Regions from separate parts of the Mus musculus genome. Here region 1 is linked to region 2. The links are chromatin loops, found by intact Hi-C in ENCODE. Cell type or tissue: left cerebral cortex. All regions are shown on one strand. Links, peaks and the distances in the headings refer to the core of each region. The heading gives the core; the rest is flanking DNA.

Region 1 (15,217 bases), core at 3,120-11,119, 65 kb after region 2:
AGCTCACTTTGTAGACCAGGCTGGCCTCGAACTCAGAAATCCGCCTGCCTCTGCCTCCCAAGTGCTGGGATTAAAGGTGTGCGCCACCACGCCCAGCTTAGTTCACTCTTAAGTATGAAAATTGATAGTAAATACTTAGAAACTTTGGTTGTTTGACATTTTCTTGTATCAGTACTTATTAGAATTAAAAAAAAACATTCTTCATGAATACTTTTGAGAAATACAGACTTAGTTGATGACAAGGTAGAAAAGCTCTTCACTCATGTTTATTAAATTATCAATACCTATCTCAGAGAGTTGCTTTATAGATGATGTGGTAGTAAATATTTAGGTTACTTAAAATATGTGCCTACTAATGCCTTGTGTGCACATTACTTAATCTTCCTCACCACTCTGAAGCAAGTCCTGCTATCACCCTCGTTTTTCTGAGATGTAGGAGAGGTTATAGGGCAGTCAGTGATTAAGAATCTGGAGAGAGCTATGCCGTTTTCTGCATAGAATGTACACAGGAACTCTTAGTCCCTCTACTTTTTATGTGTGTCACCAGAGCTAGAGTTCTAATTGTATTATTGACCTAACTTAGTTTTGACCTTAAACAAGTAGCTTTATCAGGATCTTAATTTTCTCATTTCTTTTTCATGAGAAAGGGGCCATATTTTATCATTTTACATTCTTTAACTTCTAGCATGACAAGAGTTGACATATAGTGGATGTTAAATACTGTGGCCACTGTTTATAATAGAGGCTTTCTAAAGGATTTTTAAGCCTGTTTTATCTGAACATCCCATATACTCCATCTTCTGGCTTTCCCCTGAAGGATCACATTTGATATCATTCACCTGTCTATAAATGATCTTATTTCCTCAATGTGTATTTGTCTTAGGCAGTCTCTAACCTGACTATTTTGAGATAACAAACACAGTTCTATGAAATGTATCTAAACCACGAGGGTTAATATAAGGTAAGGGTGGAAGGGACTGGCCCAAAAGTCAGGAAAAGTACTCTTGTCCACTCTTACTCAAGGAGGCTTGGATTTAGGCTAGCCCTGCCAGGCCTGAGTAATGGCTATAGCCTAGAGGAAGGTTTTCCATGAGCTGTAGTGGGGTCTTCAGTAATTGGAACATGGCACCTTCCAACTTATAATGGATAACAGAACTAGAGGGGCATTTGTCATTGCCTGACTTCTCTGCAGGAGAAAGCCTCGTAAGTCATAGCTGACAAACCCTTTGATGAGTTTTAAACTTCATTTACAGCAAAGAATAGCTATAATCAAGCAACAGCAAGCAATGACTAATCTTGCCACATTATCACGGTGAGAGGAGCCAGCTTTGGGAGGCATGAAAAGGGGGAGGGGGCTAAATTGCAGTTTCACAGCAAAGTGCTGATTGGCTCTTGGGCTTGTGAGTTTGCTCTAAGGAAGCTAGTGAATTTGCCTAAAGGATCAGAAACTGACCAACTCTATGCTCAGCTCACCATTGGGGCTGTTTTGGCCAAGATTGAAAGGACTGACTCTGGTCTCACCTGTATTTGTGCCATCTCTGGCTTGAGTAGCACTAACTTGTCTGGTTACATTGACACCATCATACCGAGAGGCTTTGTGGTCTAAAATCTAATGTTTTATGTGTCTCAGAGAATGACTTATGATAGTCATACTTTTGTTTTTGAACAAGTGAACTAAGTATATAGCAATCCAAAATAAAAGAGTAAATAGCAAATATTAGGTACATAGATAAGATAAAGGATAGATAGCCAGGCAAAACATCATGTCAGGTTCTCAAAACATCTAGCAGGAATTGACTAGGGAAGCTTCTTTAAGTCTGCGGATTAAGAGAAGCAGGTGAGAAAGGATACGTTTGAAAGATACAATTCTGTATATTTTTCCTACAGTTTCTTGCTACCACCCAGTGGTAATTCATCTTAGACAGTCTCCCTTTTGGTAGATCCTTTCTCCCATGTTCCTTCCCTTTTCAGATTACCCATACTGCTCTGCTTAGGCTACTTCTGGGGCAGTGGAGGGTGGCCAAGGCAAAGCCTGGAATCCCTTCTTTTGCCATGATGGTTTGATAAAACACTGTTGAAGTTTGTAGATACTAAGATGGCATAACAGTGTAGACTTTCTGTTCAGTTAAGGAAGTGAGAATTTGGTTTGGTTCACAGTTTCAGAGGTTTCAATCAATGTTTAGTTCTTTGTTTCTGGGTCTGTGGTCAAGCAGAATGCCATGGTAGAGAGGGCATGGTAAAACAAAACTGTTCCTCTTAAGGTAGCCAGAAGCAGAGACACAGAAAAGAACAAGAGATACACGCTTCAAAGACATGCTTTCAGTGACTTCAGTCTTCCAGCTAGGTGCTGCCCTTCTCTCCTCCCTCCCCTCGCAACCCCAACACATACACACACACACACACACACACACACACACACACACACACAGCTTGTACGGCCATGAGCTCATCATGGGAGTTAAGTCTTGATAGACTGGTTAGCATCCTCAGTCCAGTCATTAAAAATAGTGCTTCTATTTGGAGAATCAGACTTCATTCAGCACATGAACCTTTGGAACTATTTATCCAAACCATAACATCCCTCCCACCCCCTTCATTCCTTTTCCTTTTCTCTTTTTGTTGTTGTTATTACTTGAAACAGGGTTTCTCTGTGTAACCTGGCTGTTGTGGAACGTCATCTGTAGACTGGAACTCAAGAGATCTGCCTGCCTTCTGCTTTCTGGAGTGCTGGGATTAAAGGCATGGATCACCACCACATGGCAACATTCTTTTTCTTAATACCTACCAGCACTTGACATTAGACTGGTTAATATTTAACTTTTATTTCCTTTTTTAAATTTCTTTTATTATTTATTTAGGTAGTATTTTGAGACAGGGTCTCTTAACGTAGACCTGACTGTCCTGGAACTTGCTGTATAGACGAAGTATATTTGGGTTCTGTAGAGGAATAGAACTTACAGAATGAATCTCTCTATATTTTACAGAAAGGGTATTTATTAGAATGACTTAAAGGGTGTTGTCCAGCTAATCCAACAATGGCTGTCTTGAACAGAAGGTCCCAAGAATCTAGTAGTTGTTCAGTCTGTGAGGCAGGATGTCTCAGCTGGTCCTCAGTATACACTGGAATCCCAAAGAGGTAGGATCTGATGCAGTGAAGGAATGGACTTGCTAGCAGAAGTGAGAGCAGGCAAAGAGAGTGAGCTTTCTTTCATGTCTTTTATGTAGGTTGCCAGCAGAAGGTGTGACCCAGATTAAAGGTGGATCTTCTAATCTCAGAAGATCTGGATTGAAGGTCTATTTTTCCACCTCAGAGATTCAGATTAGAAGTGGGTCTTCCCAGTTAAGATGATTTAATTAAGAAAAATCCCCAGGCCAGGTGTGGTATTGCATGCCTTTAATCTTAAAACTTGGGAGGTAGAGGCAGACAGACTGATTTCTGAGTTCGAGCCCAGCCTGGTCTATAAAACAAGTCCAGGACAGCCAGGGCTACACAAAGATACCCTGTCTTGAACCATTATCCCATCCCCCAAAAAAAGGAAAAAAAAAAAGGAGGAGGAGAAGAAGAAAGAACGAAAACAGAAGAGAAATCCCTCAGTGCCCAGCTGCTTGGGCTTTATCTAGATACAGTCAGATTGACAACTAGGAATGGCTATCACACTGGGCTTACCTTTAACTCACAGAGTTCTGCCTGCTTCTGCTTCTAGAGTGCTGAAAATTAAAGATGTGTATCACCAGGCCTGACCTAATATTTTATACTTAAACTTTTAAAAAATATATAATTTTTATTTTATGTTCATTGGTGATTTTACCTGCATGTATGTCTGTGGAAGGGTACTGGAAACCCTAGAACTAGTTATAGACAGGTGTGAGTTGCCATGTGGATGCTGGGAAGTGAATCCTGGTCCTCTGGAAGAGCAGCCAGTGTTCTTAACTACTGAGCTATCTTTCCAACCTCTGACTTAAATTTCTTTAAAAATTCCATGTATGTATGTATGTATGTATGTATGTATGTATGTATGTAGTCAGTCAGTCTGTCTGTCTGTGGGTGCACATGTGGATGTCAGAACAGCAGGCCAGAAATGGTTCTCTTGTAAATGTCCTATAGATATAACAAGCATAGGTCTTCAGGCTTGGTGGCATGTGTCTTTACCAGCTGGGCCATCTCACTGGCTTCCTGGGTACTCTCTCTGGCCATAGAAGAATAGCTTCACCATTGAGGATTTTGAAGCCTAATAAGTGTGAGGGACACGGCCAAGCCTACAAGTTGACAGGACTAGCTTTGGAACTCAATTCTACCTAACTCAAAAGTTTATGTTGGTCTATTTCATTTTATTTTGTCTTTGTTTTGAGGAAAAACAAAACTAACAATCAAAAGCTAGGTTCCAAGAAAAAAAGACTTTTAGTTTTTGAGACAGGGTCTCACTATGTAGCCCTGGCTGGCCCGGAACTCACTGTGTAAACTACTCTGACCTCAGCTACTGCTGAGATTAAGGGCATGTGCCACCATACTTGGTGCAAGAGGGCTTCCTGACAAACAGAGTACTATTTTTTTTCCTCAGCAAGGTCAGCATGGGGAACACTCAATAATGGTTGTTAAATATGAGGTATAGAAATTGGGCAGTAATAGAAATGGTATAATCCTGTATCTTTTGAATAGTTTGTTACAGATGCAATGGAGCACTTTCACATCGATTAGCCTATTTGATGACAAGGCAGGTCTGAAAAGATAATTAGGGAGATGCTTTCTGTTTTCAGAATAAGGGTGTTATTGTTTGTAGAAATGGCATGATTTGTTTGGGTCACATGAACAGACAAGCCAAAGTAGAGCCTCATGGCTCTGTACTGTAGCCAGTTCAGCCTGCGCTTCTGTGTTTGGGTAACTGAGAGCTGGGGTTTCTCTTGGGAGTGGAGATTGTCAGTACTACTTGGGAAATTAGGCCTGTCTGGCCAGTAATGATCATTTGAGCAGTGTTAATGAGTGGGGGCCTGATGAGTTTAATGAGATTAATAGATGTTCTGTCATCCATGGCTGCCTGGTAACCAGGATCTCTGAACTAAGGAGTCCTTAGATACTGATCTGACTGATTGCTTGGCTTTCACCAGAGATAGTCCCATATCACTGACAGCTACTTACTGCTTGCTGTCCCAGGGCTATCTAAGGGCAAAGGGAGGAGAACAGAACCAGAAATAACCCATCAGGACTGGCTAAAACTAAGCAGCATTGGTGCAACAAGACCAAGAGTAGCAACTCCTCCTTGCAGATGAACAAGGAACAGGTCCAGTCGTGGGCAGGTTTAAATGCTAGAGGCAGGGTTGGAAGCCAGAGTCAGGTTTACAGCAGATTAGTCTTGATTGTAGAATGTCAAGTCTCCTTGACTATCAAGTTAGGTAGTTGTTTGCTGAAAACTATATTGATATTTTAGGATTCCCAGAAAGAGTCTAGATGTGGTAGTCCAGTACTTGTGATGAGGTCATTCTGGGCTATATAGCAAGTTGAAGGCATGCTATTTTGTCTTTTTAAAAAGCGGAAAGGAGCTGGGCAGTGGTGGCACACGCCTTTAATCCTCGCACTTGGAAGGCAGAGGCAGGTGGATTTTTGAGTTCAAGGCCAGCCTGGTCTACAGAATGCCAGGACAGCCAGGGCTGTACAGAGAAACCCTGTTCTCACCTCCCCTCTCCCTCCCCCCCAAAATAGTGGAAAGGAGATAAAGGGGGGGAAAGCATAAAATAGGGGTGTTTTTTAAGCTGGGGATGGTTGGTTTGTGAAGGTGGACATTTGGAAAACTAGGCCTGGAAGCTAGGTAATATGGCACACACTTCTGTAGTACCATTCAACTCTCTAGACATTTGACCTCTTGGGTGTAGGGAATCTACAGAATAACATGCAGCCTGCATGCCACAGCATTATACAAGACTTAAAAATCAACTGGGAGGATACAGACTGGAAGTTTGGGGTTTGGATACCAGAGCATGTTCTACTTAGCAGTCACATGCTACTTCCTGTGTCATCTCTAGAGATGAGAACAGGGTGACATGGTTGACTCTTTGGTGTCCTAAGAATGTGTTCTATTCTGATCACAACTCTAGAATGGTCTCATTGGTGGTGGTATTAGTAGAATAGACAAACATACAGTTATACTAATATTTGATCTTGTAAAAGCCTCCACAGTTTGCAAAGTTCTTTTATATTTATTGTCCCAACTCAGATGAGGAGAGATGGTTGACAGAGCCAACCCTGAAGGACTGTTCTCCAGCAAACCAGTGAATGCTTCCTTAGTGTGTCAGAGGTTCCTAACAGTTTGAGGAGATCTGCAACTAACCTGTCCCTGTCAGATAAATTGCGAAGCTACTGCCATTATATCCAAACTATCATCTCTCCCTCTCCTTTCTCAGTCCATACCCTGGGCCTGGATGGCTCTCTCCTACCAAACAAAGTGGCATCTCTCTGGCTAAAACTTGATAGTTTTGAGCAGGATCAGTCTTCTAGTGTCACACAGGTCCCTTATAAAAGTTGCTTTTTATTTGTGGATGGACAAGGAACCTTTGAATGACTCAGTATCCGATAGGACTGTTGTAACTGAAAAATAGGGATTGTTAAGCATTTCCTGTTGCTTGTGCAGAATGTGGTGTGTGCTCATGGTAATCAAATGAATCTTCTTTGTGTCCCTCACTGCTTTATAAATGGTGGTGATTGTGGTATAAAAGTAAACTTATTAACAAGAGCCGGTCTCTTCCAAGTTCTAAAGATCACACCAGCTCTTCCTTAGTAGCAGCAAGATAAGCTCTGAGCCCCTTGCTTTGATAGTACACATCTGACTCCTGTCAGTCCATCAAGTTTATCATAAACTCAGATCTAGGAGCAGTTTCTTTTCCTTATCAGATGTCATGGTTCAGCTTGTGATTTATTTGAAAACAGTGCCACCAGCTGGTGAGAACCAGCCAACTTGAAGATAGGTTGTCTACAAAGTAGCATACAGAGAAGACATTCAGAAAGATAACAGTTTTCTTCAGCTTGCATTCTTACCTAATTCTCTGACACCCCCTTAATATATATTTTAATATATATTAAGTATAATAAACAGGCAGGCTGATGAAAGGTTTTATTTATTTATTTAAATATATTTTGCTTGGTTAGATGATACTGGAATTGTACAAACCTGCATCAGTAGGCAGAACACAGCCAGTAGGTACAAATGCCAAGTCCAAACTGCAAGCTAATCCTACTGGAATTAATATCTCCTTCTTCTCTTTCTCCTGGGGCTATGCCAAGGTATAAATATACTGCAGAGGGGCCTTGTGAGTTAACTAGCTTGATTGTCAGAATGGAGAGAATGAAGAGTACTTGTAGGGAGGGTCAGTAAGGGCCTGGAGTCTCAGATTTCTTTTTTTTTTTTTTAAAGACAGGATTTCCCAGGCTGATCTGATATTCAACATGTGGGCCAGGTTGGCCTTGAACTCTACCTCTTCTGAGTGCTGGGATTAAAATTGTGCTTCATTGTGGCTAAGGGCATATATTTTAAAAAGTCAGGTATTAAGATATGCATTGTAATTCCAGTGCTGGAGGAGGCAAAGTTAGGCTTGCTGGCTAGGCAGGTTGGCCTATTTAGTGACGTTAGAACAGTGAAAAACAGTCCTACAAGACAAAACAATAGACAGGTAGACAAAGGAGTGGTACCAAAGTTTGTCTGCTGATCTACATGACCTACATCTATATACCCACACAAGAGCAAGTTGCTAACTCGTCTCTAAACCTAACAGATTTCAAATCAGTATAATGTGGATAACCAATAAATTATTAAAGACCATCCTGAGATAAACACGCTATCTTAAGTATTTAAATTGGCTTTACTTCTAGGAAGCAGAGTGATGAAGTTGACAGAAGTGAGTTTTAAACATGTCTAAGTACCTCATATTAGCAAATTAATAATTCTACCAGGTTTTGGTTTTTGTTTTTTTTAACTAGAGTCTGTAGTAAACTATATTTACCCATGAGTTCTTGGGCTTATTCAGTATTATATGCTACCCTTAGCCTGCAGTGAGTACTTGGTAAGGCCTCTGTAAGCACACCTTTTGCAGAATGGCTGGCTCAATGAAGACTTCACTGGCTAGGTTAGTAAGATGAGGTACATTTAGATCAGACTGAGCAATTTTCATAATAGGGGATTGTTCCCTAGCAAGCATCTCTTAAAATTTTCATGTATCCTCTTTGCTATGGTTCTACATTGATGGAACAAAACAAAAAGCTGTAGAAAGTTATTAAAATTAATTTTACAGTGGGGTATTAAGTGGACTGGTGAGTCTCAGCCTTATAATCTTCCAATGTTGGTTTTTCCCACGTGGTATTATGAGAGTACCAAATGAAGGAATGTTATAAAGCACCTAGTATAAGATTAGCAGCCATTGTCAACTCCTGGTAAAGTAGCAAGAAAACAAGATGTATGAACAGAGAGGGATGGGTGCCATAGGGATGAGAGTGTGTAGCAAGGCAAGGAGCAGTCCAGGTCATTAAGGATGTGGGCCATGAACGGAACTGAGCCTAGCCTGGGAACCCAGTTTCACATTGGCATTCATTCTCTTTTCAGGTGAACACCATGTCCTTGAAGATTCAGACCAGCAATGTAACCAACAAGAATGACCCTAAGTCCATCAACTCTCGGGTCTTCATCGGAAATCTAAACACAGCTGTGGTGAAGAAGTCAGATGTGGAGACCATCTTTTCCAAGTACGGCCGAGTGGCTGGTTGCTCTGTGCACAAAGGCTATGCTTTTGTCCAGTATGCCAATGAGCGCCATGCCCGGGCAGCTGTGCTGGGAGAGAATGGGCGGGTGCTGGCTGGACAGACCCTGGGTAAGCTCAACATCTTTCCTCTGAGTAGCTACTACCGAGATTTTAAATTTCCAACAGATAGAAATTATATTTAAAATATAAATTGAGTAATTCTTAAATGAGCGTTAAATAGGGGATTGTTATAGGAGCTCCTTTTCTGCTACCTTGCTTTCTCAGTGCCTCCAGCCCCCTTTTTAGTTGTGTTTCTGGGCATGATAGCACACGCCTTTAATCCCAGCACTTGGGAGGGCAAGTGGATATCTCTCTGAGTTCGGGGTGAGCCAAGGCTACACAAGGAACCCTGTCTCAAACAACAAGTGAGTGTGCATACACATATGTGTATGTGTGTGTGAACTGTGATCCTGTATGGAGGTCAGAGGACAACTTTATGGAGTTGGTTCTCTCCACTTTTATGTGGATTCAAGGATCAGGCTGACTAGACAGATAACGTTTCCCACTGGCCTCCATAGCCTCCCTCCCCCCTCTTTATTTTAACTTTAAAATTTTTTTCATACAATATTTTTTGAGTATTTTTCCCTTCCCTAACTCGTCCTAGATCTACCTAAATGAATAAAAACAAAAAAATCAGATAGACAAAAATGCCAAGTAAAAATTAAAAGTTCCCTCCTCACAAACAAACAAATAAACAAGCAAACATTGATTTATTTTTGTGTTGGCCAGTTGCTCCAGGACATGGGGCCTGTCCTGGTGTATGGTTGATAGATCACTGACAACTGCATTGGAGAAACTGACGTTTCCTTTTGCCAGGAGATACCAATTACACATAGCTTCTTGGGTTGGATAAGGAACCTTTTCCACTTAACCCCTTAGTGCTACGGCCCAGTTGGCTTGAACCTATGTAGGTCCATGTGTGCTGCCACAGCCTCTGTGGGTTTATATGTGCAGTTAGTCCTGTTGTGTCTAGAAGACCCTGTTTGTCTGGAGTCATCTATCACCTCTGACTCTTATAATCTTTTACACCTCTTCTGCGTAGATCCCTGTGCCTTGAGGGGAGTGGTTTGATGAAGACATCCCATTTAGAACTGAGTGCTCCAAAGTCTCACACTGTCCAGTTGTGGGTCTCTGTGTTAATTCCTGGGTATTGCAGGAAGCAGCTTCTCAGATGTGGGCTGAGCAGTGCACTCACTGATCTTGTCTTGTAGTCTCTTAATAACAAGCTCTATCGTTCCAGTTAAAATCTAGATTCTCCATAGAAAGGGAACAAAATGAGTTAGTATGGCTTGTTAACCCATTCTACAGAAGATGTGGGTTAGAACCCTTTCTGAAAGCTATGAGGAGCTATGAATACAAAGACTAAAGGGAAGATACCTGCTCTTGCCATTATTCATCACATACCCGTGAAATAACTGTGTTGGTATCTACCATACAGTGTGTGTGTGTGTGTGTGTGTGTCTGTGTCTGTGTCTGTGTCTGTGTCCGTCTGTGTGTGTCTGTGTCCGTCTGTGTGTGTGTGTCTGTGTCTGTGTCCGTCTGTGTCTGTGCCCACACATGCTCACAGATTTCTTTGTGTTTTAGAAGGGATATCTATATGTACTAGTGAACATGATGTATGTGAAGTGATTGAATGTATAGAGAATATGTGAGCATATACACTTTTGCACATATAAGTTTAGAATGTGTGAGAACATTTGTGAGTATGGAAGCAAATGTGCTCTGTGTGTGTGTGTGTGTGTGTATTTTACTGAATATTACTTGATCTTACAGGCTAAGCACTATCCTAGGTATAGAGATGTTCAGTGTAATGCTCATGAATATTCATTGGCTTCATTGTCTGTAGGCAGCCTGACTATATTTGAGTATAGATGTATCTATGTAAATGACTTTATTACCTGGATATGTATATATGAATGCGTGTATGTGTTCACATATACCTAATTTATATTAACCTAATTGAAAACTTGTATTTATATGGCATATATGGTTTGTGAAGACTTACGTATGTGTCAGAATGTATATGAATATGCAACCGGGTATATCCATGTGATGTCCGAGTATTCTTCTGATGTTTGAATATTAAATGTATGAAGATCTTTGGCTACCTCAGTTCCATGTGTGCACTGTGTAAATACATGGAGGCATGATGATGATGTGTGGACATACCGCTGTCACATCAGCATTCCAACTCTGTTTCTTCCCTCACACAGACATCAACATGGCTGGAGAGCCCAAGCCTAATAGACCCAAGGGGCTAAAGAGAGCAGCAACTGCCATCTACAGGTGGGGCTCTATGTCTGTTTGCATGCACGGGTGGTCCCTCTTCACAGAGGGAGTAAATGCTGATAGTGACAGTGTGCTGAGCTTAGAATTTAGGAAGACTTTTGGAGATGAGGACCTGTGGAGAAGTAGGCTGAGTAGCCATCTCCCTTTGTTTTCCCAGTGGCTACAGCTTTGACTATGATTACTACCAAGACTACTTCTGTGCCAGGTGAGCAGGGAAGGGGCATGTCCAGGTATTAAACAGCCAAACTGGAAGGGTCTTGAGAGTTTGCTGGTATAGCTTACAAAGTCTCCAATTGGGAACTGAAGCATAGAAGTAGGAATGGGTCTTTGCTTCAAGGTTGCTTCACAGATCAGTGACAGAGCTAGGACTAGGGTCTCATTCAGAGCTCTGACATCATACCTAAGTCTCACACTTTGACTGCCTTGGCACCTCCTAGTTCTTGTAGAGTAGGAAAGTATATAGCTAAGAGATGAACACACAGGGCAATTGGAATACAAAACCTAGCACAGTGCCTCACAGGTAGTTCTTGAGCCCTTTATTTAGTCTGAGCCTCTGTAAGTGATCACCCAGCCAAAAAGAAAGCCTACAGATAGTTCAGTCTGACCCTTACTTATTACTGAGAGGTCATCACTGGAGGCCTGAATTAGTCCCTGATAGGTTGTCATCTGTCTTCTAGCCCCAGTCTTACCTTGAAGCTATGGGCTTAATGTAGCCCCAGAGACGTTTGTTTGCTGAGAACAGTTTTCAAACTCATTATCCTCCTGCATCTGCCTGTTGAGTGCAGAGACTACAAGACTAATCACAATACCAGCTCCTGACCAGGTCTTGACTAGAAGTTGTAGTAAAGTTTGAGTCAGACCTCTTCTTCCTTCTTTCTCCCTCAGACAGCCTAGGGAAAAGAATTTTTCTGAACCATTTTCTCTGCTGTGAGTGTTTTCAGTAAATAATGTGGTACAGTGGAAAGTGCTAGAGCCCAGAAGGGAGGAGATTGTATGCTAATCTAAACTCTGCCAGTGAATGGATTATCTGGCTTTTGGCAAATTCCCATTCTACTAGTCAGTAAGACAGGCTTACACCAAGTGACCTCTCAGGATTCCTGTATCTCTGGAATTCTATGGTTCTGTGATTTCTGACCAAGGCCAGAGTCATCACCTCCTCTCGTGGGTCAGGTCAAATGCAGGATCAGGTATTGCATTCATTCCCAGAGACTGATCACCATCTGCCACCAGTTGCAGGACTCTTTGAAAAGAGCACCAAAAAATTGGACTTTTTGAGTTTCATACTGATGGCAGCTACCATGACTAATTCAGAAAATAGTTCCTGACCAAGGCTGTGGTTCCCTTCAGAACCGTGGTAATAGCAGACTTGGTGGGAGAGCTTCCTACTTAGTCTTCTAAGTTTTTGTCTTGTATTCAGAAAAAGTAGCCCTTCTGGAGAGGGCCAGGTTTTGATATTAGCGTGAGAACACACAATCTGGAAGCTTTGGATCTAATTTATATGCCCACCCTTGAAATGCTGTTAAGTTCTTGGCCTGTATCTGAAGAAAAAGTGTGCTGAAGTGGTCCACAGGAAAGAAAGGCCTTAGAGTCTGGAGTCCTGGGCTTCTCTGTTGGGTAATCAGTTCCCTGGTGTCCTGGATTTCACTTGTTAAACCTTCTCAGGTGTTTTTAACCAGGTTCTCATGTTCTACCCTTACTGTACACACAGGTAGACCGTGAATAGCCATCCTCACTAAGTAGTTGGGAAAACCAAGGTTCAGAGGGTGGAAGCTCATGCTGTTGTGAGATTTACAAACTGATGGTGGCAGTTGTGAGTAGAGGGCAGGCCTCAGTGACCTCAGGACAGGCTCCTTTCTGACACTGAGCTGTTTGTTCCTACACCGCTTCTCTTGGCCTGCCTGGGAGTAAGGTGGGAATAGTAAGGATTTCATCAGCCTTCAGGCTCCAGAAAGCCCTTTTCACACCAGGGCTTCTTGGAAGACCATTCCTCCCTGGCCCTCACAGGCTACACAGGTAAAGCTAGTGTTGTAGTGCCTACTGGTAGTCACAGGCCATGCTGCAGCCTCTGGTCTATTTACCTTCACAGGCTGTTTGATTATCGAGGCCGCCTTTCTCCAGTGCCTGTGCCCAGGGCAGTTCCGGTGAAGCGACCCCGTGTTACAGTCCCTTTGGTTCGCCGTGTCAAAACTACGATACCTGTCAAGCTCTTTGCCCGCTCCACAGCTGTCACTACTGGCTCAGCCAAAATCAAGTGTGGGTAACATCTAGTTTTTTATTTTTATCTGTGTATCTCTAGCTGGCCTGGAACTCATGTAAGCCAGACTACCTAAAACTTAGAAAGATTCTTTTGCCTTTGTCTCCTGAGTTCTGGGATTAAAGATGTGCACAACTACATTGTGGTGACATACTTTAATCTTTCTAGATCAGTGGTTTTCAACCTGTGAATTGTTGACTCCTTTGAGGGTTGCATATCCTGCATATCAGATATTTACATTACAGTTCATAATAGTAGCAAAATTACAGGTATAAGGTAGCAATAAAGTAATTTTATGGTTGAGGGTCACTTGCAGCATCAGGAGTCGAGAACCCCTAAGCTAGACGGTTTGGTTTTTACCACCACTAAAATGATAGAATTCCATTTTTAACAATTGATTTTTTTTTAATATTTTATTTTACGCATATGGGTGTTTTGCCTGCATATATGTCTCTGCACCATTTATATGCAGTGCCTGGGAGGCAAGAAGCAGGTGACAAGTCTCCCCTGACTGAAGTTACGGGTAACTTGGGAAACTCAGGTCCTCTATAAGGGCAGCCAGTGCTCTTAGCCACTGAATCACCTCTCCAGGCCCTAGAGTCATGCTCATTGTTGTTGTTGCTTTATTTGTTCATTTGTTTTATTTTTTGAAACATGGTTTCTCGCTGTATCCCTGGCTATCCTGGAACTCACTCTGTAGATCAGGCTGGCCTTGAACTCACAGAGATCTGCCTGCCTCTGCCTCCTGATTGCTGGGATTAAAGACCAGCAAATTCCCTCCACCCCTATGCCCCCAGTAAAGCATACTTTCTTAACATTGAAAAAATAAAGGCTCAGGGCTGATGAGATGGCTCAGCAGAAAAGAACACTGGCTGCTCTTCCAGAGGTTCTGAGTTCAATTTCCAGCAACCACATGATGGATTATGACCAACTATAAAGGGATCGGATGCTCTATATTTGAGTGCAAGTACACATACAGAGCATACTGACATTTAAAAAATACAGAAATAAACTAAAAATAAAATAAAGGAACAAATCCACAGTTGAAGTTACTGCTCTTACACAACTGAGTCCTTTGGAAAAAGTCAAGTGCTGTGGTGTGAGACCCACTGAAGAAATAGCAATGTTTTTTTTTTTTTCTCTAGTAAGGAGAAAGTAAGGGCAGTTTTATTCTGATCTCTGTATACTTCATTAAGGCACCCAGGAAATCTAATTGCAAAAGACCCCCTGTATCTTTAAAAACAGACCCCACCCTATATAACACAGCTAAGACACATGCCATTCCGTAGGTGTTTATAGGAACATCTACCACTTACATTCCTAGTCACCTGTAGTCCCCATAGGATTGAGAGGTCTCAAATGGCCAGGTTCATATGTATGGGCTTGGCACTGTATGGATGGCCTCTCAGTTCTCTGAAGAAGAGACCTTTTCCTGGGCAGAAAAGAACCAGAAAAATAATTGCCACTCTAGTTGACAGAATGAGGCTGGGTTTGTTTGCATCATGCCCCTAAGTGATAATCCTGTCTCCTCTCTATTCTCAGTAAAGAGCAGTGAGCTACAGACCATCAAAACAGAGCTGACACAGATCAAGTCCAACATCGATGCCCTGTTGGGTCGCTTGGAACAGATTGCTGAGGAACAGAAGGCCAACCCAGGTCAGCTTTGAGGGCAGCCCTGGGGAAGACAGTGCCGGAGGGTTAGGGGCCGTGAGATCCTGCTGTGGAGTGGCCAGCTCTCACCGAGGTGTGCTAAGTAGGCTGCCCCAGCTGAAGTTTGTCCCTTTCCCACTTCTTTTATCCTTCAAGATGGCAAGAAGAAGGGTGACAGCAGCAGTGGTGGAGGAGGAGGCAGCAGTGGTGGAGGCGGCAGTAGCAATGTTGGTGGTGGCAGCAGCG
Region 2 (15,217 bases), core at 3,295-11,294:
TCTGAGAGCCCAGCCAGTGGGGAATGAAAGACACGCAGCTAGCTTGACATAGGAGAACTTTCCCTATAGCCCTGAGATGCCAGTATCCAGCCCCATTGGTGGAGGCTGTGTGCTGCAAGCCTGTTTGTTATCCTTGGGTGCCCTGATCCTGCCATGTGTACTTTCTTCACGCTCAGCCAAGATGGCTCAGAGCTAGTGGGCTCATACCAGCATGCCTGCCTGTGGCCCACAGTCAGTACGGTGGTGAGTAGGTTGGGATGAGAGAGCAAAGCAAGTTTTAGAGAAAAATAGTTACAACCTGCTGGGCAGTGGTAGTGTACCCCTTTAATCCCAGCACTTGGGAGACAGAGGCCATCCTGGTCTACAGAGTGAGTTCCAGGACAGCCAGGACTACACAGAGAAACCCTGTCTTGGAAAAAAAAAAAGTTGCAACCTCCTCCTCCTCCTCTCCCTCCTCTCCCTCCTCTCCCTCCTCTCCCCCTCCTCCTCTCCCACCTCTTCTTCCTCCTCCTCCTCCCCCTCCTCCTCTCCCACCTCTTCTTCCTCCTCTCCCTCCTCCTCTCCCACCTCTTCTCCCTCCTCCTCCTCCCACCCTCCTTACTGCATTACAGAGGATTTGCTTAGGAAAAGAATATGGATTTATGCTCTCCAAGAGTCAAGCTTCAGGAGCGATTTTCCCTTTAGTAAGTCAGAGCTCTGCTCTTGCCTTTCATCTGATGACAATCATGAGACCTCACCCGAAAGCACCTTCTTTGTGACAGGGGATAATAAACACATTAGTTCTAGTTTTCAAAATAACTTTCTAGGTAAATGTTATATGTATCCACTTTAGCGGGGACAGAGAACGTCAGGAGCTTGGCCCATAAGTGGCCGGATTGGAGGTATAAAGAGGCTCATTTCGATTTCTGGCTCCAGTGTCATCAATTATTGAACAGTAGGGAGGGCCAAGTTCCTGACTAAGGCTTGCTAATGGATGCATCTAAAATGAGAAATGTCTTTAAGTTTTAGACATTCCCAGTGACAAGGATTCAACACAGACTAGCCTGCATTGTCCTAGGGGTCAGTGTGCGAAACCTTTGCCCCGTTCTGCAAGTCTCTTGACAGGCATCTTTCAGTCTGCATGAGCTCTTTCTGTGGACCGCATATCACTGTACAATGGGAAAGCTAGACTAAGTATTCTTAGGGTATTTGGAGTTCCAGTTCAGGTCAATGCAATTTGACAGCATCTTTTGGGGTCATCCTGTGTGACTGTGTTGAAGGACACCAAGAGACACAAGGCCTTGGTCCTGGGTAAGCAAGACACATATGCTCTAGTTGTTGCATATAAAGGCCACAAGAACTGGGGAAGCTCCCCAGGGCATGCCCTTACTGCACACACATTCCTTCAGTGAAGGATTTGCATATCGTCTTTACAGCACCCCTGGGTCGGCAGCGTCATGCCCACCCATGTTTATGTAGTCCTTTCGGTGCTGGATGACCACTGTGATATTCAAATCATGACAAGACCCGGCAGCGTCTGATTTCAATTTAGCCAGTGGCATGCATGTGAGGTGGAAACAGAAGTAGAAGATGATTGGTCCATACATTTATAAGAAACAACAAATCGGGCTAGCACCCACATTCAGCTAACAACCTTCTATAAGTCCAGTCTCAATGAGATCTGAGTCTCTTTTTTGCCCTCCCAGGGCACAGCATGCATGTGGTGAACACACAAACAGGTCAAACACCGATGAACCCATAAAATAAATGTAAAAACAGTAACAAATCACTGTTTTAAGTCACTAAGTTTTGAGGTAGTTTATTTTGCAGCAATAGAAAACTAATACAAACCTCAAAGGTGTCTAGTTACAGACTTTAACCAAACAGTAAGAGATTGTCAGTCTTTAGATCACAACCTACAATTATTAATCTGCAGACATAACTTGTTTGGCTTACGTAGGTTTATTTTAAAAACATGATCTGATACTTAGAAACTGGAAGATCTCATGGGAAAAGAAATCCATATTTAGGGGTTCTCTTGAACAATCTTGTCCTTGTAACAGCTGCCTAGCTGTCACCTATCTCTGTGTGCTCTCTCTAGTACTACAGTACCCTCCTCTCCTTGTTATCCTGCTCCTAACATGCTTTCTGGCCCCTGCAGGCATTTGAATTTTTGATTCATGCTGTTGGCATGGCAATGGGAAGACACTGGAGGCTTCTGAGGAGAGGAGGAAGGAAGAGAGCTGAGCAGTGAGTAATGCACTGGTGGGGTGACTCTGGGGCTCATGTGGTAAAAATCTGGTCTTTAGTCTGTCCAGAGCCGTGGACTTCATCTCAGGGGAAATGCTCCTGCCCTTTCTCTGACTGTAAGCTTCCAATGGAGCCGCCGAGATGTCCCCTTTCACACACAGGAGGATGGGCTGATGGAGGGTCTGCAGATTATGGGAAGAGGAAGGGTCTGAGAGTGTGTCACAGGGCTCAGATGGCTTCGGGTTTAGTCCTGCTTCCCTCCCACCACCTCTAAGACCCTGGCCATGTCACATGTCCTCATCCTTGGAATGGGGGAGAGACTAACTATGAGGGTTGATACGATTTTAAAAAGGCAGTTGAATAAGGTGTATTTTAAATGTTTTCCCAACCTTGACACTTTAAAAACCTTCTCTGTATTCAGTTGAATGTAGAAACCAGTTCCTAGAGATAGTCTACTTTTTATTCTTATTTTCTCAATCCATATGCCACTCTCTGGAGTCCTGTAGCTCTTACATGCCCACCTCCATACTGCATTTTCCTCCTGTGTGGAGAAGGAAGCCTTCTGTAAATGAGACCCTTTAAAAACTGTGGGCTCTGTTGGGCTCTACTCGGCTGTTTTAGTTAGGAAATTACACCGTCAAGTTAGAAAACCCACTGGGAAGATGTCTCTTTGTTCATTTTGTTCATGTCTACGTTGGAAGTGGGCTGAGGAGGTGGCTCAGTCATTTGTGTGCTTGCCCTGCAAGCACAGGGACCTGGGTTTGGCTCTCCCACACCACATAGGAAGATGGGCACAGCAGCATGCATCTGTAATCCCAGTGTTGGGAGGCGGAGTCTGTCTGGGCAAACTGTGAGCTCCAGGTTGAGAAGCTGCATTTGAAGAGATAAGGTGGGGGAGGGGTGGGCGCTGAAGAGATGACTTAGCAGTTAAGAGCACTGGCTACTCTTCCAGAAAATCCTCATTTGCTTTCCAGTACCCTTAAGGTGGCTAATAACCACTACTTCTAAGGGGATTTGATGCCCTCTTCTAGCCTCTGAGGGCACTGCATGCATGTAGCGCACAGACATACAAGCAGGCAAAATACTCACACATGTAAAGTAAAAATAAAATAGAAAGGTAAGTCTTTAAAAGAAGGCTAGTCCTGGAAGATTTACAGTGTAAGTGGTCCAAGGTGACCTGTGAAATGGTCCCCATACTGTCTTAACCAAGAAAACACTACCAAATCCCACATATTGAGCAGTTCAAGCCATCATGCATATGATAAGAACACCCATAAAACTGTCCAAGCAGGTCATCAAGGGTGTGCACATTTGAAAAGCCATCAAGTGTGAAAGGTGTCAAAGTAGCAAAGTGTGCCGTTCTGTGGGTGTAACGGGGATACTGGGAGGAGTGCCAGGGCCAGACACTTTGGCTCGTACCAAGACGCCTGGCTTACCAGGACGGGGCGGCCTGAAAAGGGGCTGCGTTCTTGACACACAAGCTTAATGATTCGGAGTGATGCTGAACGCGAGCATTTGGATGTAGAATCTTTGGTCTTTGAGCATGTCCTGGTGAACAAAGCCCCGATGACACAGCACTGAATTTACAGAGCTCAGGGTCAGATTAGCCCACATTGGCACAAAGTGTTCCTAAGCACAGAAGAAAAAGATATTCTAGATGAAACAAAAACCTTACAGTATGGGAATAAAATAAACAGAGATAAAAGTGTTGTTTTTTTTTTTTAAAGGTGGGGAAAGATCGTGGAAGATACTCATGTAAACTTCTGTACACCCCCCTTTGCCCCAATATCACTAACCCTAAGTAAAAAAAATCCAGAAGTGAGTGAATTTTCTGAACAGTTTCATCAGGTTTCAGACACAGTTTTTCAGATTTAAATTTTTTTTAAAAAGATTTATTTATTTTATGTATATGAGTACACTGTAGCTGTTTTCAGACACACCAGAAGAGGGCATCAGATTCCATTACAGGTGGTTGTGAGCCACCATGTGGTTGCTGGAAATTGAACTCAGGAACTCTAGAAGAGCAGTCAGTGCTCTTAACCACTGAGCCATCTCTCCAGCTCCAAGAAATATTTTCTAAGTTTCATTTTCCTCCAAAACTTCTACAACATCTTGTCTTTTGCTGTTGTCCCTAATGGTAACTAAGGAAAAAACAAACAAACAAACAAACAAAAACAAAGACGATGCCTGGCTTACCCTGGGATTTTAATAATTAGGAAGACTGGAGAGCTGGCTCAGTAGTTAAGCACTTGTTGCTCTTGCAGAGGACCTGAGTTGGTTTTCCAGTACCCGACAAGGTGGCTCACAACCACCTGTAACTCCAGTTCTAGGTGATCTGACGCCCTCTTCTGACCCCATCAGGCAATCAGGCACCAGGATTGCAAAACACCCATACACATAAGTCTTAAAAAATAATTAGGGGCCGGGCGTAGTGGAGTACGCCTTTAATCCCAGCACTCGGGAGGCAGAGGCAGGCAGATTTCTGAGTTCGAGGCCAGCTTGGTCTACAGAGTGAGTTCCAGGACAGCCAGGGCTACACAGAGAAACCCTGTCTTTAAAAAAAAAAAAATTAGAGAAAACGTAGCACAATCATTTAGCATGTAGACTCTAAAATTGGACTTCATCATTTTTCTAGCTGTGTGGTTTTGGGGAATTTAACCTCTTTTGTGACTGTCTCCTCACTTATGGGGATTTTAATAGTACTTATTTCATAAGACTGTTACAGGGGTTAAGCTTGAAGAGCAGTCAGTGCACTGCCTGGTAACTAACTAGTTAGTGCTGCATAACTGTTAGCTAGTGTTGCCAGCATATTTTCTTAGAAACATCGCCCTTCAAATTCTCATCTTGTGAGACTCTTCTGAGGTGATACTGAGAGTCTTCTTGACATTTCTTTGTTGGATTTGTTATGGTCAACCATAAAACAGACATTAAATGAGGGATCTACTATTTTTATGCATTGAAGACTGAACAAGACAGACAATAGCCTGTCCTTGCACTCATCACACTGTAGTGGAAGTGTGTTTGGCAGAGAGACAATCAGCTAATATACACATTTCAGATGGGACATTGTTCTGGAGAAGAATCTAACAAGAAAGAATACAGTAGTGAAAGGTGGCTATCTAAAATGTGGACAGGTAAGACAATTAATTGATTAATTAATTAAGACGGGGTTTCACTGTATAATCTTGGCTGGCCTGAAAGTTGGTATGTAGACTAGTAGCCTCAAACTCCCAAAGATCTCCCTGTCTCTGCTTCCCATGTGCTGGACTATTACTCCTGACCATGTAAGAGTTCTTTTTAGAAAGCCTGAAGATGGCTGGTCATAGTGGTACACACCTTTATTTTTTTCCTCATAGATTTATTTGTTTATTATATGTAAGTACACTGTAGCTGTCTTCAGACACTCCAGAATAGGGCATCAGATTTCAATACAGATGGTTGTAAGCTACCATGTGGTTGCTGGGATTTGAACTCAGGAGCTCCTGAAGGGCAATCGGTGATTTTAACCGCTGAGCCATCTCTCCAGCCCCTGGTATACACCTTTAATCCCAACATTTAGGAGACTGATGCAGGCAAATCTATGGTTGTTTGAGGACAGCCTGGTCTACATAGTGAGTTCTAGGATAGCTAGAGTGAGACTCTGTCTCAAACAAACAAAAACATTAAACAAACCAACAAACCCAAAACCTAAAACTTAAAAGAAAAAAAAAAGCTAAAGAAAAAAAGCACAAAAGAAACTGTTTAAATGGCAAGGAGCAAGCCATAGCAATATCTAGGAGAATAACATGAGGGCAAAAGCAAAGGCCCACAAGAAGCAGTATACCTGGCATTTTAGAAGACCAGGAAAAAAGCCAAGAAGTAACTGGAGCAAAATAGCAGACTAAAGCTTACAGTGTCAGGAGGGTGGCAGCGGGTGATAAGGTATTCAGGACCTTGTAGAATGTGCACAGAATTCCCAGTGGCAGCAGACTATCATCTGCAATCTTTTCTAATGGAAGCCACGACCGGAGCAGGGCACCAGTGGCAGCTTGCCTGACAGTGGGGCTGCAAGTTCAGAGAATGCTTCTCAGAGGAGGAGGCTCCTCCTGAATATGGGATGAGTGAAAAGGCTGCCTGAGGTGTTAGTTAATAGATTGCTATATCCAAAGTCTAGCGGTGGTGGCACATGAGGTGGAGGCCAGCCTGGTTTACAGAGTGAATTCCAGGAAAGCCAAGGCTACCCCGAGAAACCCTGTCTTGAAAAAACAAACGGACAAGGAAACCCAACAAAGAATAGATGGTATATTTGAGCAAATATAGGAAGACTGTTACACAGAGAGGGAAGTGAGGAGCTGGATAAAACCAGAAAAAGCAGAGGAGGTTGGTAGGGGCTGGACTGATTGATGGAAGTGTTTATTGATCACCATAGTAGGTCTGGAAACACAGTAATGTACAAAAACCAGTAAAGAATTCCTGGTCTTGGCGCTGGGGAGATGGTTTAGTGAGTAAGACTGATTGCTCTTCAAGGCTGAGAACCTGTTTGAATCACCCATTCCCGAACTCAAGAGGCCTGGCCTCGCTGTGATGCCAGCAGTTGGAAGGCAGAAGCAGGGAGGATTAGGAGTTCAAGATTATTCTCGGCTACAGAGCAAGTACAAAGCTGGCCCGGGCTACAGAGACCCTGCCTCAAACTCTGTCCTAATTCCCAACAGGTAATGAAATCACAGGTCTGAAGGGAATGGGGAATACAAATAAGTACGTCTCCAGCTTTCTGGGAGATTTGTGACTATAGCTGACAATGGTCCTCTTTGCTCTCAGAAGACCCCCTGATGGTCTGGAGAGGCAAATTGGGGATGTAAGTGGGAGAGACAGGAGACTGAAAAACTGATTCAAATGGGAGATCCTGACATGATAAATATTTAGGAGGAAGAACCAACACCCAGATTAAGTAAGAAAACATTTCATCCCATAAGGGCAAAACTACTTAATCAGGCTTTTTTTTTTTCCACCTTTGACGAGAGACCCCAGACATCGAAGCGTCTCCGCCCAACCCCAAGCCTTCCCAGCGAATGGTAGCATTCTAATTCCTAGAAAGTGAAATAACCGCTCCAATTGCTTCTGGCCCCTGCCGCACCGCCTCCAGCTAACAGAGAGGGCTCCATCTCCAGGCCTCGCCCAATCAAGCGCCACCCCCGCGCCGCGCTCCTCCCTTAGGATCTTCCTCCTTCCGGCTCCCGCCCAGGGTCTACCTCCGACTGTCCTGCCCGCGGTGTTACCAAGGCCCACCTCCTGCAGACCGGCGGCAACCTCTTAGCACCGCCTCCGCTTCCGTAGGCCCAAGCTCCGCCCCTCAGACTCCTCCCCTGGGCACGCTCTTCCCCCCCACCCCGGCTCCGCCCTCAGCCTGCTGCTCCTCCCTCGTGTCCTCCCGCCCGTCAGCCCTCGGGACCCCCTCCGCCCCGCCTTCAGCACCCGGCTGGTGGAAGCCACAAACTCCTTTCCCTCAGCCCCGCCTGCCTCCTCCGTCCCCCCACCCCACGCTAGACCCCGCCCCGGCCCCGCCCTCCTCCTCTGCGCGCCGAAGCTCTGGACCTTTCCAAAGCCCGGCGCGAGGGGTGTGCAGGGAGCCCACGCGTTTGGAGAGCCCGGCCCGTGCAGGGCGGCGCTGGGGACTGAGTGCTCGGGTGGCAGGATCCTATTCGGAGGACCGAGAGGAGAACCGGGTAGGAGCCGGGGCGGCGGGCAGGCCGAGTGCAGACGCCTGTCCAGCACTCCCCCTCCCCGCGCTCGCCCCATTGGTGGCGGCCGAGCGAAGGACTCGCGGCTGCGGGGCTCGCGCCTCTGTCAGTGCGGCGGGGCGCGCGAGCGGCGCGGGGTGCGGAGCCGAGGGAAGCCGAGGGGGCGGAAGCGGTCGCGACTCTCGCGCGTGTGCTCGGGCTCCTCACGCGGCGGCCAGGGCCGCCTCTTCCCTCCCGCCCTCCGAGAGCAGACGCGCCGTCGCCCTTCGGTGCCGCGCGGCTTCCTCCAGACCTCGGCGCGGGTGAGTGGGGGCCGCGGGCCGCTCCTGAGGAGTGCGGGCGGGCTGTTCCGTGTGCCTTTTTCGTTCCTCACCTCCTCGGGCGGGCCGGTGCCTATTTTTAGAAACTCTTTCTCTCCGCGGTCCCGGGAGTCCTGGGAGCCGGAGTAACTCTCGGCCCCCTCCCTCTGTGCTCCCTCCCGGGCCCGCCGCCCCGGGTCGCCTGCCCCGGGGCCACGCGCGCCCGCCCCTGGACGCCTGGTATTCGCAGCTCGCCTCCGGTCGGTCGGCCGGGCGCGGGCCGGGAGTTGGGGGTGGGCCGGTGCCCGCTCGGAAGTTGGAGTCTTTTGTGCTGCGCCCCGCCCCGACCGGCGAGGGGAGGAGGGGAGGGAGCGGAGGTTGCGCCGGGGAGGCCTCGGGCGGGCTGGGGCCTGGCTCTGGCCTGGATTGGGGCCCCGGGTTTCTTCCGGCTTTCCAGTCGGTCCAGCTCTTTGAGGTTCCCTTAGGCGCGCAAAACTGGTCCTTTCTTTTCCCTCACGGGTCTGTCTGAGCGCCTTTCTCGCTACCCTTGCCTAGCCTTTGCTCGGTGTCTTGTGGAGCGCGGAAGGGAACGGCCAGCCCTCGAACTGGGGGGCCGCGTCCCCCACTTTGCTCCAGCCCGAGCCTCAGTTTTCACCTGGGTGAAATGGGGTCAAGGAGGAACGCAGCCTCTCCGGGTGTTAGTGAATTCAGGGAGGGAGTTAGTACAGGGCAGAAGCGTTAAATGCCAACAGGTAACGTTTAACGAGACTGACCCAGGAACTTCGTGAATGTATCGCCTCATGTCCACACCGGTCTTCCAGAGCTGTCCCTGCTCACAGGAGCAGAAATCAAGGTTCAGAGACATGAAACCGCCGTAGAAGTACAAAGCTGTTAGTAACCGTTACTTATTTCCTGATAGGAAATCTCTTTGTGCAGAGGGCATTTTGATTTACCGTTAGTCTTAACACCGTATAGGTAAGAAAGGTAGGCTCCTCTCTGAGACATTGACTGAGAGACAGGGACTGATCTGCCATAGATAAAATCTCCTTTTGTTGCTATCAGAACTCTGAGGGAAAGTGGTTAGGAGGAAATGTTTTTGCTGGTGTTGTGCTTAGACTGGTCCAGAGATCTTAAGTCTCAAACATAGTTCTGAGGTGTTTAGCTTCAGGACCTCACGGAAGTCCACCCTTTACTTTGTTTATTGCATGTCTCCATCATCCCCCCACCTCAGTCCTAGCGATCAGTCAGTCAGAAATGTAGGCAGCTCCAGTCATCTTTAACTCCCTGCCTTCAGATAGTGTTATTTTTCTTTTGTCTTCCAACATGGCCTAGAGGGATTAAAGAGAGCTAAACTTAACTTTGGCACCTGTTTTCCTTTTGCAGTGTGTTTGCAGTGAGTTTGATACTGGCTGCTGGGATCTGGTTCTTGAGAAGGTTCACAGGTTTGCATTAGTTCCTTGGACCTGTAGGTCTACTGTGTTTCCTCCATCCCTTCAGAGTCTAGGATACAGTAATGGTGGAACATAGGAGGTTGATGGCTCGATAAACCACCCCTTCTTTCCGTTTTTTCTGACCCTTGGAAAGGGGGATGTCATCTGAATGGACTACCTTGGTGATTACTAGATTCCTAGTAGCCTTTCTTTGAGTCTGTTTTGTTGTTACACCTCCTGTACATTGCCATTTCCTGAGTATGAGCTACCTTTTCAGGCCTTAAGATCATGAGTCTCAGGTAATTGGACATCTCAGAAGATCCTGTGTAAATTCAGCTGCTGTTTCTGCCTCAATGTTTAAAAGGCAGTGTCTGTATTTTCTTGTTACCAATTTTGTTTTAGTTTCCGAATGGTTTAGGTACTCTGCTGTAACCATTATCTGATTTCTAATCTAGTGTGAAGTCGTTTGCAGGGCTTTATTTATGCCTTTGTAGTGTCAGGCAGTGGAGACAAGATTGGAACATTTGCCTTTAGGATCACAGGATTTAGCTGGTGTTGTTCAAAGAGCTGAGCCACTTCTTGGGGTCCTTTGAGTCTGTTTCCTTATGTGTAAAGTCTCAAGGTACAGGTACTATGGAGACTACAAGGAAATAATTGTGAGAATGCTTGTTATCACTAATAGTAGCTAACCTTTATTAGTTATAGGTCTGAAGAGTTTTAGTGGAACGTGTCATTTAATCCTTGGAGCAGTCTATGAACTAGATATTTATTGTCCCTACTTTACAGATGAAACAGGCTTAGAGAAAGGTTCCGTTGACTTGTTCAGAGCCAAGCTGGATTCACTCTGCAGACAGTAACATTGAAAGTCAGATGCTTTAAAAAATTGTGGTATCAGATATATATGTCAAATTTTAAACAGTTGGCATTGTAATAGTTTTACAGTGTGCAATTATGTGGGATTAAGTATAGTCAAATTGTTCTACAGCTGACATTGCCAAATTATCATACCTTTTCCCAACTGAAATTCTCCTGGTCATACACTACTTGTTGAAGACTTCTGGCAAACACCATTTTGTGTTCTGGTGTAAATTTGATTACCCTAGGACTTTCACAGTGAAGTGAAATAATTCAATCTTTGTCCTTTTGTGATTGCCACAGCTAGCATTTCCTTCATTTCACAGTGTTCGGTAAATGCAGGATGATTTACTAGTTCCCATCTGCAGTAGAGTGACATCCCCAGAGCAGGAATGCAGGCCTGGTGTGCCTCTGGCAAAACCCCCTTTTCCCCTCTGTAGTTCAAGCTTTATTGCTGAAGCGAGTTATGGATTATATCAGCCCCTGTATTTTCAGATGAGATCTTCTATTCTTGAACTTGAACCCAGACATATTCTTTGATTGTTTGTCCATGTTTATTTGCCATTAGGGTTTGGGCATCCGGAGCTGTCGTGATCAGGAGCTGTGACAGCAGCTAGGATCAAAACTTGTCAGCTGAGTAAGTGGATTATCTCAGTGACAAGCACCCCCCTTGTGTTCTTCTCTCTCCATAAAGGCACACAAAAGGGACTGTTTGGAGTCTGGAGTCTTAGAAATTCTTATGGATCCTCACTGCTGTGGTTAGGGTGGGGTTAGGTGTCACATTTAGTCTTTCAAAATTCACTTTGGTTCATCTGTTTCTGTGTTTTGTGAGATTTTTTATATTTACAAAAGTAGCTGGAATTTTGTTCTGATGGTAATGTGGCTTTGGAGTAGGTAGTATTCCAGAAGTGAGGAGTAGGACAAGAAAACAAACATAAAAGTCTGATAGCTGACTTGGCCTGTATTCTAAGGTCAGAGTTCATTGACTAGTAGGTTTGATAAAGTGCCATTTTTTTCTCTTTCTTTTGTGGTGCTTGAGAATGAACCTGGAGTTCATACGTAGGAGATGTCAAGCACTGAGCTAGGTCTCCAGCTTAGAATAGAAGCTTACGTTTTTATTCTATTTTATGTGTATCGGTGTTTTATCAGCATATATGTCTGTGCACTGTGTGTGCAGTGCCCAAGAAGGCCAAAAGATGATGTCATATTTTTTAGAACTGGAGTTGCAGGTAGTTATGAGCTGCCAATGGGTGGTGGGAATTGAACCCAGATATTCTGAAGAACAGCCAGTGCTCTTAACCATTGAGTAATCTCCAGCCCTTGGATAGAGGTTTATAGTTGATAGGGCTGGATGGCTATTTAGACCAGACTTCTAACATTCCAGATGACTACTTCTGTCAATGGGCACATTATTATTGGAAAGTTTTTTTCATTTACTGAATTAAAATTTTTTTTGAGACAGGAATTTACTATGTAGCTAAGACTAGCTTGGAACTTGGGATGTATCTGCCTCAATGTGGAGTTAAAAGAGTTTTCACAGTTGATGCCTGCTTTCATAGCCCAGTTTTGAGGCATTTACTAAGCATGGTACGAAGCTCGAGGATTTGGGCACACATAGTCAGGCAAAAGAAATAGTAAGCACATGAGAAGTGTTGTGACAAGGACAGGACCCTGAACACTAGAAGGATGGCATTTAACCCAGCATTGGTGGGTCAGGAGGGCATTCTTGGAGAATCTGGCTTTGCTTAAACATAAAGCCTGGGAAATGAAATTTGGAGGAGCCAGGGGAGAGGTGGGAAGAACTGTAATTCTAGATATGGTCATGATGTTAGGTGAGACTTCTGCTTATTTACTGTATCAAGTATGATTGTAGGCAGTTAACATTTGTTAACCTCTTCCCTGAGAGGAAAGTAAAATTATTACTAATCTCTTATAGATAAGAGTTTTCAATCAGAGCTGGGGCCGGTGGTGAAGGGAGGTGGGGGGTTAGTGATTTCAGAAGCTAATATTTTGGCTAAACCAATGGTTTTCAACCTGTAGATAGTGACCATCAGAAAACATTTCTGACAGTCTTAGAGACTGATATAGTGCTTAGTAGCAAAATACAGTTATGAGGTAGCAACAAAAATAATTTTATGGTGTGTGTGTGTGGTGGGGGAGGTCACCACAACATGAAGAACTGTGATAAAGGGTCCCAGTGTTAGGAAGGTTGGGAACCCCTGGGCTGAAGTGAGTGATGCAAACACTAGTTTTAGAAAAGGGAAATACTAGTTCCTAGGCATCTAGATCCTGTACAGCTGCAAAGACTGCTTTTGTTAAGCTAGGATAATCTTATATTTTCTCTAGGCAGCATCTTGTAACACTCTGTGCTGCTCTGTAAGTAGTGTCATCTAAGCTAGGCAACAGAAAAGCAAAGCAAGTGAAAGAGCACAAGGAACTCCCTTTCTAGAAGAGCCCCAGATCTTAGTGGCTTTGGCATAGCAGTGGCGTGGGACAGGAGAGGATGGGACGGGATGGGACTGTATCAAGGACTTCTAAAATTATGGATAGGGTCTGGAGACCGGTTTTCCAGACTTTTTATCAGGTTGCAAATGTTTAGGTTTGTTCATCTGGATAACTAAGTTCTCTTCTAGCAGTCATATTTTGTGACTAGATAATTTAGACACTCTATCTCCCTTTTTTTGTTTTGTTTTTGTTTTTGTTTTACGAGACAGGGTTTCTCTGTATAGGCCTGGCAGTCCTGGAACTCACTCTGTAGACCAGGTTGGCCTTGACTCGAAATTCTCCTGCCTCTGCCTCTCAAGTGCTGGGATTAAAGGCATGCGCCACCACTGCCTGGACACTCTGTCTCCTAAGATGTCTTCTAGACAGCTTGTGACGTATTAGGGGGTTGGATAGGGAGGAGATAAGGAGGGCTTTCATGTGCCTGTAAAAACAGGTGCTCAATTTTTAGCATTATGTTAGGGGGAGAAAACAATAGCAGTAATGCCAATTTGCTTTTCTTAGGTAGAAAAGGAAAATTTGAGATCTGTATTCAGGGTGCAGCACACAGATGACTAGGACCAGGGACTCCTAAGTTGGAAGGACTCTCTCTACAGGGAGTCCTAAATTGGAAGTTAGCTGGATTATCTGTTGCTTCTAAGTGTGTTGCCTTGAATGTGGAGGTCTTTCATTCACTGATCTGTTTTCCTCATAAAGTAATCTAGGAGGTTTCTGAAATTCTATAAAGGCCTAAAGATTAGAGATAGGAAGTGGTGACAGAACAAGATCAGAGGTATCTTTCTCATTGTTTCCATGGCACCTTTTTTCCCATGTTAACTGTCATTTCATAATTGCTTTTATAGTAATACATGTGCTATACCTCTTGGGAGGAAAAAGAGGAAAGTGAGTTGTGGTCCCTTTTTCTAGTTCTCTAGTCTCTAGGAGAGCGCTTTGAGCTGTCTGCTGTGTCCTGCTCTGGATGGGGTAAGGGATCGGGGTTGTGACTGAATACATGGGTTTCCTAGAGGGCATATGTACTGGGAATGCTGAGAGTTGATGAAAGTGCAAATCTCACAGTCCTCTTACCCTGTGTAGTGAGAGAGCAAGCATTAGGGTTAAAATAACACTTGGTGGCTTTGATGCTGCTGGACTCATCTAAGTCACAGTCACCTAAGACTGTGAAACAAGTGATAGGACTAGATAATCTCTTAATTTTATTACTCATTATTGTACGCATGATGCATTTGTGTTAATGGGAATGTGTGGGCTGCCTCTCAAGTGTGGAGGTCTTTTGGAAGTCACTTCTCTCCTTTCATCCTGGGTTCTGATCACGCCATCAGACTCTTCATTGCAACCACTCTGACTTGTGAGCCATCTAGCTGGCCCTGGAATAATTGTGATATTTCTACTACAGTTTTATGGAAGTGGCTTAGGAATTTGTCTCTGGAAGAAGAAAGGGGTTTTACTTAAAAATATTACAGATATTTCAGGGTTAAATTCGGGGATCATCAAATGTATCTTTTACTATATAAACACATGGATATTGTTTTTATAGAGTGGAGAGAGATAGCTGAAAAATTTAAGACTAATTTACCAAATTGTCTGCTGAGTTCCATTATTATCTTAGAGCTGAAGTCCTTTGGGGCAGACTTGGGAGCCTAAGACTGTATAGAACATTACATTTAAATGTAAATGAAAAACTGACTGTGAATTCCATAATAAAAGAAAAATTTAAACACTTAAATATAGCACAACAATAGGTGTGAAAAATAACCCCAAAACATGTTTGTTGTTTTGTGTGTTTTTTTGAGTCAGGGTCCCTGTAGCTCTGATTGTCCTAGAGCTCGCTAGGCAGAGCAAACTGGCCTTGAGATCAACCTGCCTCTCTGCCTCTCCATGATAGGATTAGCGTGTGTGCCTGGCTCCCAAGGAGGCATTTTTGCAGTTTTAGCCTTATGAGATAGGTACCCCTACTGTGGACACCCGGCCCTTGAAATGACATCTAAATGAATAGTTCAGTTTGTCAAGCCAAAATGATTGCTCTACTCCAAATAAATATTCTCTTTTAAAAAGCCAAGTTTAGCAGCTTAATGTTTTTGGCCAGTTTTTCTTCATTCTGGAGGCATTTATCTGGTATTTAGCTATCTCCTGTTTATTAAAGATTTCAGTAAGCCTAGTTAAAGGCAATGTTTGCATGGTTTCTCTT

The links. A loop is a pair of places that touch in the nucleus more often than their neighbours do. Peaks named below come from ENCODE experiments on the same cell type or tissue, not always from the same donor. Only the 100,000 strongest peaks of a DNase experiment are listed, where the experiment ranks them.
Region 1: it touches region 2 in a loop (2.3-fold over the local background); 13 of 42 quality-filtered maps call a loop at or near these places.

Annotation. Positions count from the first base shown.
Region 1 is chr2:154,848,687-154,863,903 of GRCm38, forward strand. It overlaps Raly (hnRNP-associated with lethal yellow), which reads left to right. Exons shown (of 8, transcript NM_001139511.1): 2 at 8,583-8,847; 3 at 10,992-11,064; 4 at 13,154-13,320; 5 at 14,864-14,977; 6 at 15,128-15,217. The coding sequence starts at 8,592. Among named protein-coding and RNA genes, the nearest start is that of Eif2s2, 37 kb to the right of the region's middle. In left cerebral cortex, for the core only: CTCF peaks have their summits at 3,385 and 6,926 (motif pointing left); a DNase peak (open chromatin) is centred at 6,919.
Region 2 is chr2:154,783,301-154,798,517 of GRCm38, forward strand. It overlaps Raly (hnRNP-associated with lethal yellow), which reads left to right and starts at 7,810. Exons shown (of 8, transcript NM_001139511.1): 1 at 7,810-8,248. In left cerebral cortex, for the core only: CTCF peaks have their summits at 4,181 (motif pointing right) and 7,383 (motif pointing left); DNase peaks (open chromatin) are centred at 6,810, 7,547, 7,999 and 8,614; H3K4me3 peaks cover 2,722 bases; H3K27ac peaks cover 2,122 bases.